2 separate regions of the Mus musculus genome follow, and region 1 is linked to region 2. A link is a contact called in ENCODE POLR2A ChIA-PET data. All regions are on one chromosome and are shown on one strand. Each heading gives the region's core, a stretch centred on a gene start or an enhancer-like site at or near the end of the contact. The rest is flanking DNA. Distances are from core to core; before and after follow the strand shown. Region 1 holds the start of Nupr1 (nuclear protein transcription regulator 1). Region 2 holds the start of 4930456A14Rik (a long non-coding RNA gene).

Evidence for each region. ChIA-PET counts read pairs that join two places held with the same protein, here RNA polymerase II (POLR2A).
Region 1: POLR2A ChIA-PET joins it to region 2 with 12 read pairs in Patski. The contact joins the promoter of Nupr1 here to the promoter of 4930456A14Rik in region 2. POLR2A ChIA-PET finds 5 or more read pairs at or near these places in 4 of 5 experiments (Patski and embryonic stem cell).

Annotation. Positions count from the first base shown.
Region 1 is chr7:126,623,234-126,627,889 of GRCm38, reverse strand. Nupr1 (nuclear protein transcription regulator 1) reads left to right here and starts at 2,420. Exons shown (of 3, transcript NM_019738.1): 1 at 2,420-2,567; 2 at 2,857-3,000; 3 at 4,311-4,644. The coding sequence starts at 2,456. The coding sequence ends at 2,987. The region is part of intron 1 of Gm39087 (a long non-coding RNA gene); the gene reads right to left.
Region 2 is chr7:126,500,995-126,505,215 of GRCm38, reverse strand. It overlaps 4930456A14Rik (a long non-coding RNA gene), which reads right to left and starts at 2,782. Exons shown (of 3, transcript XR_869939.3): 1 at 2,617-2,782. Atxn2l (ataxin 2-like) reads left to right here and starts at 1,779. Exons shown (of 22, transcript NM_001361487.1): 1 at 1,779-2,316; 2 at 3,758-3,794; 3 at 3,904-3,960; 4 at 4,042-4,113. The coding sequence starts at 2,024.

The sequences.
Region 1 (4,656 bases), core at 1,171-3,670, 120 kb before region 2:
TCCTCCAATAGAGTCTCACTGGCTGCATTAACCCCAGGTAAGGGTCAGCCCCATGGCCAGCAGGAGATGCCAACACAACAGTACTTTTATCGGCTTTCTTTTCTCACGGTGTTTTCATCAGACATGTTTTGGTCTTATTGGTCCTTTGTTTACATATTATAGTTTCTGATTTTGTGTTTTTATGGATTTGTGTGTGTGTGTGTTTTGTTAGGACTCAACCCCTGGACAAATGGCTAACTGAAGTGCCTATTAACATATCAGGGCAGATGCTGTCAGCCTGCCTCTCTCAGCATTGCCAGCACCTATTACGGAGCTGTCCTGGCTGGTATACCCCACATGCTACCCTAAACTCTCCCTTCCCACAGTTTCTCTGATTCCTAAATAAGATGACTATGCTAGTATCTTTGCCTTTTTATTACCTCTTGGTCTCTGGGTTCTCAGGTTTTTTTGTTTTTTTGTTTGTTTGTTTTTTGCCTCTTGGCCACTTGGTCCAAGGTTCCTCTGTCGACCCTCCTCTCTTCTCTTCCCCCTGTCTCTTTCTCTCTCTGTCTCCCACAGGCCCTGTTAAGTCTGCTGGCCATGTTCACTCTGGACTCTTGCAGATAGCTCTGCTTGTGCTCTCCCTCATGTCTACACTAAACCTTCTCCACCATACCCAGGAGCCGCATGGCCTCTGCTTTTTAATTTTTTCATTCATATTTCTGACGACGACGACGGTGACAATGATGATTCACCTGTTCGTTTCCTATAGAGTAAAATTTGGGGGCATGGGGAGGGTCTGGGAGGAGTTGGAGAAAAGAAACCTTGATCAGAATACATTGTATGAAAACTTTTTTTAAAATAAAAAAAAAGTAGAAAATTTCATTTCACATGCTTTTTATTTGAACTTAAAATTCATACTAATTCTTATCAAACAACCCAAGGGAAGCTAGTATGGACTGAAAAAGCTTACTATTAGTTCACACTTGATTCATACTGGCTGGGTGTGGTGATGCACACCTTTAAACCTGGCACTCAGGAGTCAAAGGCAGGTTGATCTCTGAGTTCAACACTAGACTCAAATCTGGCCTACAGAGCAAGTTCTTAGCCAGCCACAGCTAAAACAGTGAGACTGCCTAAAAAACAAGGCAGGGGGTATCAAAGCACAAATACCTGTTTATTTCATTCTGCCCTCAATATATTATTTAAATTTTAGAAGTCACACGTATTTATTGTGTGTGTACATGGATAGGAATGTGAGGGTCAGAGGACAATTTATGGGACATTTTTCTCTCCCATACTGTATGGGTCCTGGAAACCGATAAACTCAGGTTGTCAGGCTTGGTGGCAAGTACTTTACCCATTGAGTCATCTTGCCAACACACAATATTTTATTTTAAATTCCTTTTCTCCACCCTTTTTTTTTTTGAGGGGGGAGGGTCAAGGCAAGGGCACTGTATGGGAACCCATGGGAAGTTGTGACTAATCCTTACACTGTTCCCGCTTGTGAAGGTTTTCCAGGCCTCATGAGTCTGCAACCTCTCACCAACAGAGCCAGATAGAGTTATCCTCTGTTAAAGGGGGAACCTGAAGCAATCAGAGAGGGAAAGTGACGTGTCCAAGGTCACACAGCAGGAAACACTGGATCTGAGCTGACTTGTGATCCCAGCATTTAGGATGAGGAGGCCAGAGAATTGCAAGTTCAAGGGCTAACCTGGGCTCCATAGAAGGATTCTGTCAGAAAGAAAGGTAGAGGGAGGTGGATCAGGAATCAGAGTGTGGAATCCAGGGTATTTGCTGTCTCTACCAGCTAGCTATCCTCCATCTTGCATGAGGAAGAAGTCCCTGGGGACTCTGTTGAAGGGGACTTTTCACAAAAATAGAAGCCTTGGGTGTGACAGGAACTGCTGACCAAGCAAGAAGTGGGTCAGTGTCCCTCCTCCCTCCCTTTTCAGTATGTATGCTGCCACTACCTCCTGAATCTGAACCAGACTACAGTGTGTGTGTGTGTGTGTGTGTGTGTGTGTGTGTGTGTGTCTGTCTGTCTGTCTGTCTGTCTGTCTAACTATGACCCAGGCCCAGGAGGGGCTTGTGGCAGAGGCTGAAATGATAGGAAGGACTGGCCTATCTGAGGCCCTCTGCTCTCCCTGGCCAATATCCCAAAGACTGTGCCCAGATCCTGTCTGCTTCCTCCGCCCCTGAGGCGAGAGCTTTCCACGTGGAAAAACACAGCTGTGCTTGGGTGAGTCCTGTGAGGGAGGAGGGAGGGGAGGGTGCTCCTCTCTGCTCAGGACTGCTGTCTATGGGCCCAGTTCTGGGAAAGGGCCAGATTGCATCAGACAGGGCTTGGAGGGCGGGGGCCAACCCCGTGGTTTAGGGAGGAGACAGCGTTATAAGTAGGGTGAGAAACTGGGAGAGGGCAGACATTCAGACAAGGAGACACAGGCAAGACTTTGGAGAGAGCAGACTAGGCATAATGGCCACCTTGCCACCAACAGCCAACCCTTCCCAGCAACCTCTAAACCTAGAGGATGAAGATGGAATCCTGGATGAATATGATCAGTACAGCCTGGCCCATCCCTGTGTCGGTAAGGTTTTCGTGGTAGCTCCTTGGTCAGCCCATCTGCTTCTCACTGGGTACCCCGGTTTACCTTTCCTAGCTAATCTATTCCCAACTCCCAAGTAACCCCTTCTAGTCTCATCTACTGAGTTCTGTCTCCCTTAGCCCCAAGAACTCACAAGTGAGCATCTCTCATTCTATACTTGAGTAAACAGCAAGGATAGAGTGCTTCAGACGTGAAGACGTGACCGCCCCACTCTGGCCATTTATATGCCTGTCCTAACCTCACACACCTCCTCTACCTCCTGCTCCACCAGTCGGGGGAGGTCGGAAAGGTCGGACCAAGAGAGAAGCTGCTGCCAATACCAACCGCCCTAGCCCTGGCGGGCATGAGAGGAAGCTGCTGACCAAGTTCCAGAACTCTGAAAGGAAAAAAGCCTGGCGCTGAGACGGAGCTGGAGGTGAGTCGGGAGAGCCGGGCCTAAGTGTGCCGAGCGGGAAGCGGGGAGCCAAAAGCTGGTCCTGGTGAGATGGCGCTGCAGGTAGAGGCTCTTGCAGGCAAGCAGGACAACCTGTGCTTGATCTCTGGGACTCGAGTGATGAAAGGGGAGAGAACCAACTGCAAGCTGTGTTCCCAGGGAGCCCTGCAGATAGATGTCCAGGCAGGGAAGTGATAAGAATGAAAACCCCATTCAGACCGAATTCCATCAGCTTGGATCAGATTTCAGGGCATCTAACGCCAGGCGGTTCACTGTCAGCATATTTAAAACACAGTACAATTTGGGAAGAGGTTTCTAGGCAACAGTCAGGTCCATCAGTTCAATTCCAGGAGCACAATAAAGCTTGAGGTGTGACTACACTGAAACTCCATGAGGGTGGGTTCTAGAGCTAAAGGCCTAGAATCTAGAGTGGTCTCTGACCAATAGCATGGAGGTCATCAGGCAGATGTGACATCTCTCCTAAGAGTGGGTAATGGTCTAGGGAGGGGAGAGTCTGGGATTATCATTCTGGAGAACTTGAGTGAGGTCGGCTTCTATAGCAAAAGCTGGGGAGGTCTGACTCCACACAGAGCCAAAAGCTCACCAGGTTGTTAACAAAATCCACTCTCAGATTTCTGAGTGGAATGCAGGTATTTGACTTTATCTCCTGCATTGAGGAGACACACGGCATGATTAAAACTTCTGGTTCTTAGTGCTTCTCTTGAGTACAAGGACCTCTGTGCCCCCAATGTCCACCGACTTCCATATGCTCAAAGTAGCACACGAGAATACGCATGTGCGCACATGCATGCAAACACATTGGCATATCAATAAATGAAAAAAATAGTGTTGGCCGGACAGTGGTGGCACACGCCTTTAATCCCAGCACTTGGGAGGCAGAGGCAGATGGATTTCTGAGTTCAAGGACAGCCTGGTCTAAGAAGTGAGTTCCAGGACAGCCAGGGCTATACAGAGAAACCTGTCTCGAAAAAACAAAATACAAAAAACAAAAACCAAAACCAAAACAAAACAAAACAATAGTGTTGTGACACTATTTTTATTCTACATCTAAAATAATATGAGACCCGTATTTGACTGAGCTCCCTGGTAACCAGAGGTGGGGGGAGTTCCCATGGAGCCTTTCCAATGGAGAGGAAGTTTGGTTTATGGAAAGGGAAACTGAGGCAGATAGAGTCAAGTACTTCTCTAAGGTAATAGCAAATATGAGTAGGAAAGGTGGAAGTCAAACTCTGATCTCTGTCCCTTTCGTTGCCTGCTTTCCCTCTGCACAGATAAGGCCAGACCACAGACACCACACCCAGCAATGGATACAGGACATCACACCCAGCAATGGATACAGGACATCACACCCAGCAATGGATACAGGACCTTGGAGAAATTAGGAGTTGTAAGCAGGACCTAGGCCTGCTTGATTCTTTCCCACCTAAGTGAGGTTCTGGAGAGGGAGCCCTTCCACCCTTCCAGACCCAGCAAAAGGGCAAGATGGGAGCAAGAAGCAGAGGGTAGACGGGCAGAGCTAGGAAGACAGCCCCCAAAAGAACTGTGGGGGAAATAAATCGGATGCCCTTGGGTGGCAGCAACAATAAATCGTACAGCAGTGACAGCTTTGGCGTGTGT
Region 2 (4,221 bases), core at 1,533-4,032:
GTCACTGTGGGTGTGGGCTTTAAGACCCTCACCCTAGCTGCCTGGAAGTCAGTTTTCCACTAGCAACCTACATGGTATGCATAATGCACTCAAGCACACACATGCCTACGATAAAATTTAAAAATCTGGGAGCTGGAGAGATGGCTCAGTTCCAGAGGACTTGGCTTTGATTCTCAGCAACACAATTGCATGGCTTCTTATCACTGTTAACTCCAGTCCCTGGGACCGGATACCTGCTTCTGGCCTTCAAGACCAACACACATACACACACACACACACTCTACACCAACATACCTGCAAGGCAAACCACCCACACATACATTTTTATTTTGTACACTGCTACCAAATGACCTATTTATCTTTCCCCTGCTCCTATACTTTTTAGGAAGTGTATGCCGACTCTCACCTGACCCACTGGCCTCAGACTAAATATTTGAGGATGACTTTAAATTAATTCCATTTTTCCGCTTATGATGGGTTATTAATCTGAAGTGTAGATTTGGACTCATCTGTACTGCTATATTCAATTTCTTAGTGTCTACCCAATCCTAGATTTAATTTTTGGATTATGTTATCAATAAAGGGATTTTAGGTTAACATTCCATGACAAAGTCTGGCTGTGCTGATTTATGTCTGAATCATAGCACTCAGAAGGCAGACAGATCTCTGTGAGTTTTAAGACCACCATGGTATACACAAGGAGTTAAAAGCCAGCTACAGCTATAGAGTGAGGATTTCAGGCTCCAATCAAGCTCCATTTTTTCGTATGTCCTGTCAGATCCATTTCGTCTGTATAGAAATCCATTTTCCTGCCCTCTGTGTTTTACCAAGTACCTTTGCTCAAATTATATAAATCTTCCACTAGCTTGAGCTTTGAGTGGCTTAGTTACCCAAAGCATGGACTTTTCCATCAACTTTTCCTTTTGAAACAGGGTCTGCCCAGCTGACCTGATATTTATTATACAATGCAGGATAGCCTCAAACTTTTGATCCTCCTACCTTCCCTTCCTAGTACTGGAATTAAAGTTCTGAAGCACCATAGCTGCCCTAATTTTGAATGAGGGCTGCCTTAATAGGCAAGCACTATACCACGGTTTTCTAACCGTGTCTTGCTATGCAGCTGGATTCTGTAATATACTCTTAGTCAGTCTGGCTTTCAGACGGCTTGTATTGCTACTGTTCAGGGGGTCGCTCTCCCTGAAAGAATCACTGAATTTCAATTTAGAATTGGGCACATTTGTTGGGATGCACATATGCTCAGAATAGTCATTCTGACGCTCATTAATATTTTAAAGCAGTTAAGATGGAGAGCAGCACCTTTAAAAACCCACCTGCCTTAAGTTACCTGTACTAGGTTTTTCCAGTCCTAGGGATTTTTTTTTTTCTCTTGCTCCCGAGACTCCGCCCACCGGTCACCCAGTGGCGGAAGAACCTCACGCTACGACGTGACACCTCACACCACCGCGGAGACTTTCTGACGTTACGCTGGCGGCGTGGGAGGGGCGGGTCCGCCGGCACTTCCCCTTCCCGGCTTTGGCCCCGCCCACCCTCGTTGTGAAGCAACCGCGGCCGCCAGCATTTAAGGTGGCTCAGAACCTAGAGGTGCGCTAAGCGCCTGCGCGGCTCCTTTTCCGCCCCAGGGGCTAGGCCGGTCGGAGCCACGGCTCGAGCCTCTCCTCTGTTCCGGAACTAACCGCCTGGCGGCGCTCCCCGCGCCCCTCCCCCGCCGGCGCTTCCGCCCGCGCTCCTCCCTCTCCTTCTCCAGCGACGCGCACGCGCGCCAGGCCGGCTCGCGCCCTCTCGCTGTCCACCGGCCCGCGAGATCCCCCCTCCCCTTCCGCCTCGCGGCGCTTCCTCGCGCCGCCGTCTTCTCGATCCACCCCTGACACCGCGGGGCTCCCCCCGCCCGCCAACGGCGGGTCCCCTGCTTGGCGATCTCTTTCGCTTCCCGCGCTCTCCAGCAGGGGCCCGGCCCCAGGCCCTCTTTCCCTTCCCTCTTATTTCTCTTCCGGACGCTGCCATCATGTTGAAGCCTCAGCCGCCACAACAGACCTCCCAACCCCAGCAGCCGCCCCCCACGCAACAGGCCGTGGCTCGCCGGTCTCCCGGCGGGACCAGCCCTCCCAACGGCGGCCTCCCGGGACCGCTGACCGCCACCGCGGCTCCCCCGGGGCCTCCCGCAGCGGTCTCTCCGTGCCTGGGGCCTGCAGCCGCTGCCGGCAGCGGACTTCGCCGCGGAGCCGAAAGCATCTTAGCGGCGTCAGCGCCGCCGCAGCATCAAGAAAGGCCAGGGGCAGTGGCTATCGGCAGCGTCAGGTGAGGACGGGGCTTCCTGGCTAGGGAGAGCCCGGGAGGCAGCGCCCCGGCTTGGAGCTGTTGAGGGGGCTCTTGGGGGCCCAGGACCCCGTGAAGGAGGGGGTGGACCCTCGTGCCAACAGGTCGGAGAGAAAGCTCTCCGGGAGGTCTCCAGGAGCCTGGGGGCAGCGCTCGGCTCTCTGGGCCTAGTCACCTCTTGGGGGTCTGGGCCCTGAGGGGAGGCGGGGCGCATCCCGCCAGCTCCGTCGGCAAAGGGTGTTGGGGGGGTTGAGGAGGTGATGGGGTCCCTAGCTCCATTACCACGAAGGATCTCGCGGTCCCCGGCTTCAGCCAATGGGGAGTCAGCTGCATGAAGGGGTCCCCGACTGTAGCCAATGGGGGGGGGGCGCGCGGCCCACAGTTTGGCCAATGGGGAGGGAGGGACTTGGGAGCGGATTGTTCCCTCCTCTTCCCGGTGTAGCCAGTGAGAGGGGGACGGGGTGGGCGGGGGCGCGGAAGCAGCGGCTACTGGGAAGACTGCGGGCTGGGAAGCTCCTGCGCGCGCGCTCCCCGGGCGTACGTGCGCGCGGATGCTGTCTTATGACTCGGGCATTGGCTTGCCCCGGTAACACGTAGAGCAGAGGCGGAGGAGGGAGGGGTTATTTGGAGGGTTTAGGGGCGTTTGGTGTCGGTGAGTGGGGAGTGGGTGCCCTCGGTTTTTCTCGGTGTGTCAATGCGATAGAAAGAGGCACTGGACGCAGGCGCAGTGGCTTCTGTTCTAGAGCGGGTGGTGGAGCGCGATGGGCTGTAGTGCGCAGGCGCAGACCGGGCGAGGCATCCCGGTGGATGGTTTTTGCGGCTGCGCGGTCCCCCAGCCCAGCCAACGGCCCCCTCCTCGCCCTCCTCAACTGCCGGTTACATCAGCCGTCGAGGAGCTGTGTTACCTGGCGTTTGGGGATCCCTTCAGAGTGGGTAACAGGCTGAATGAAAATAATGAGGGCGAAAGGGTGGGGTGTGGAGAATATACTTCTCCTGGGATTTGGAATCCAAGGCTCCTGAAAGCTTTTTTTCCTTTGGGAGGTAATGTGTCTAAGCTCAGAGGTGCTGCGTTTGGGATGCCCGGGCTTTCGCCTTCACAGCTGAAGTGTGCTGTTGGTTTAATACTATAGCAGTGGTTTATCGGAAGAGTGAAGGACTGTCCCTTAGAGGAAGTCAGGTTGTATTGCACTGACTGTTAGGAACATTTGACAGCTATTGTTTATTGAATATTTTGTTGACTTTTTTAAAATCTTGAATTCGGAGAAAATGTTTTAGCAGTTAATGCCTACTTTCTTCTTTAATGTGAGAACTTGAAAAGTCTTGCTTGTTAATCAGTCTATAGCCTAAATCAGCAAGTTGACCTGGTACATTGGTCTAGGGTTCACTACTAATTAAAACTATTTCTCTCTTTCTTTTTTAATAGGGGACAGACCACCGGAAAGGGACCCCCACAGTCACCCGTGAGTGCCTTCTTTTCCTCCTGTAAAGACACTCGGAAGACAGACAGTGTGGGACAATCTGAGAAGAGAGTATTCACCTGCTGCCCTTTACTTTTTTCTCGTGTGACAGGTGTTTGAAGGTGTCTATAACAATTCCAGGATGCTGCATTTCCTGACAGCTGTAGTGGTAAGTAACAGCTTTAACCTGGGTGTCTGAGGAATATGCTGTTTCAGTTTCTTAAAATGACTAAATGGTTCACCTTGCTAGGGTTCTACTTGTGACGTAAAGGTGAAAAATGGCACCACTTACGAGGGCATTTTCAAGACTCTGAGCTCAAAGGTCAGTGTACTCAAATTAGGAATTTCTGAAGCTGTGAAGGAGAGTGAGATTGAGAGTGTGTGTTGGGTGACAGCGGGCAGTTTTGAGGCTTTTGCTAAGTTCTCTGGT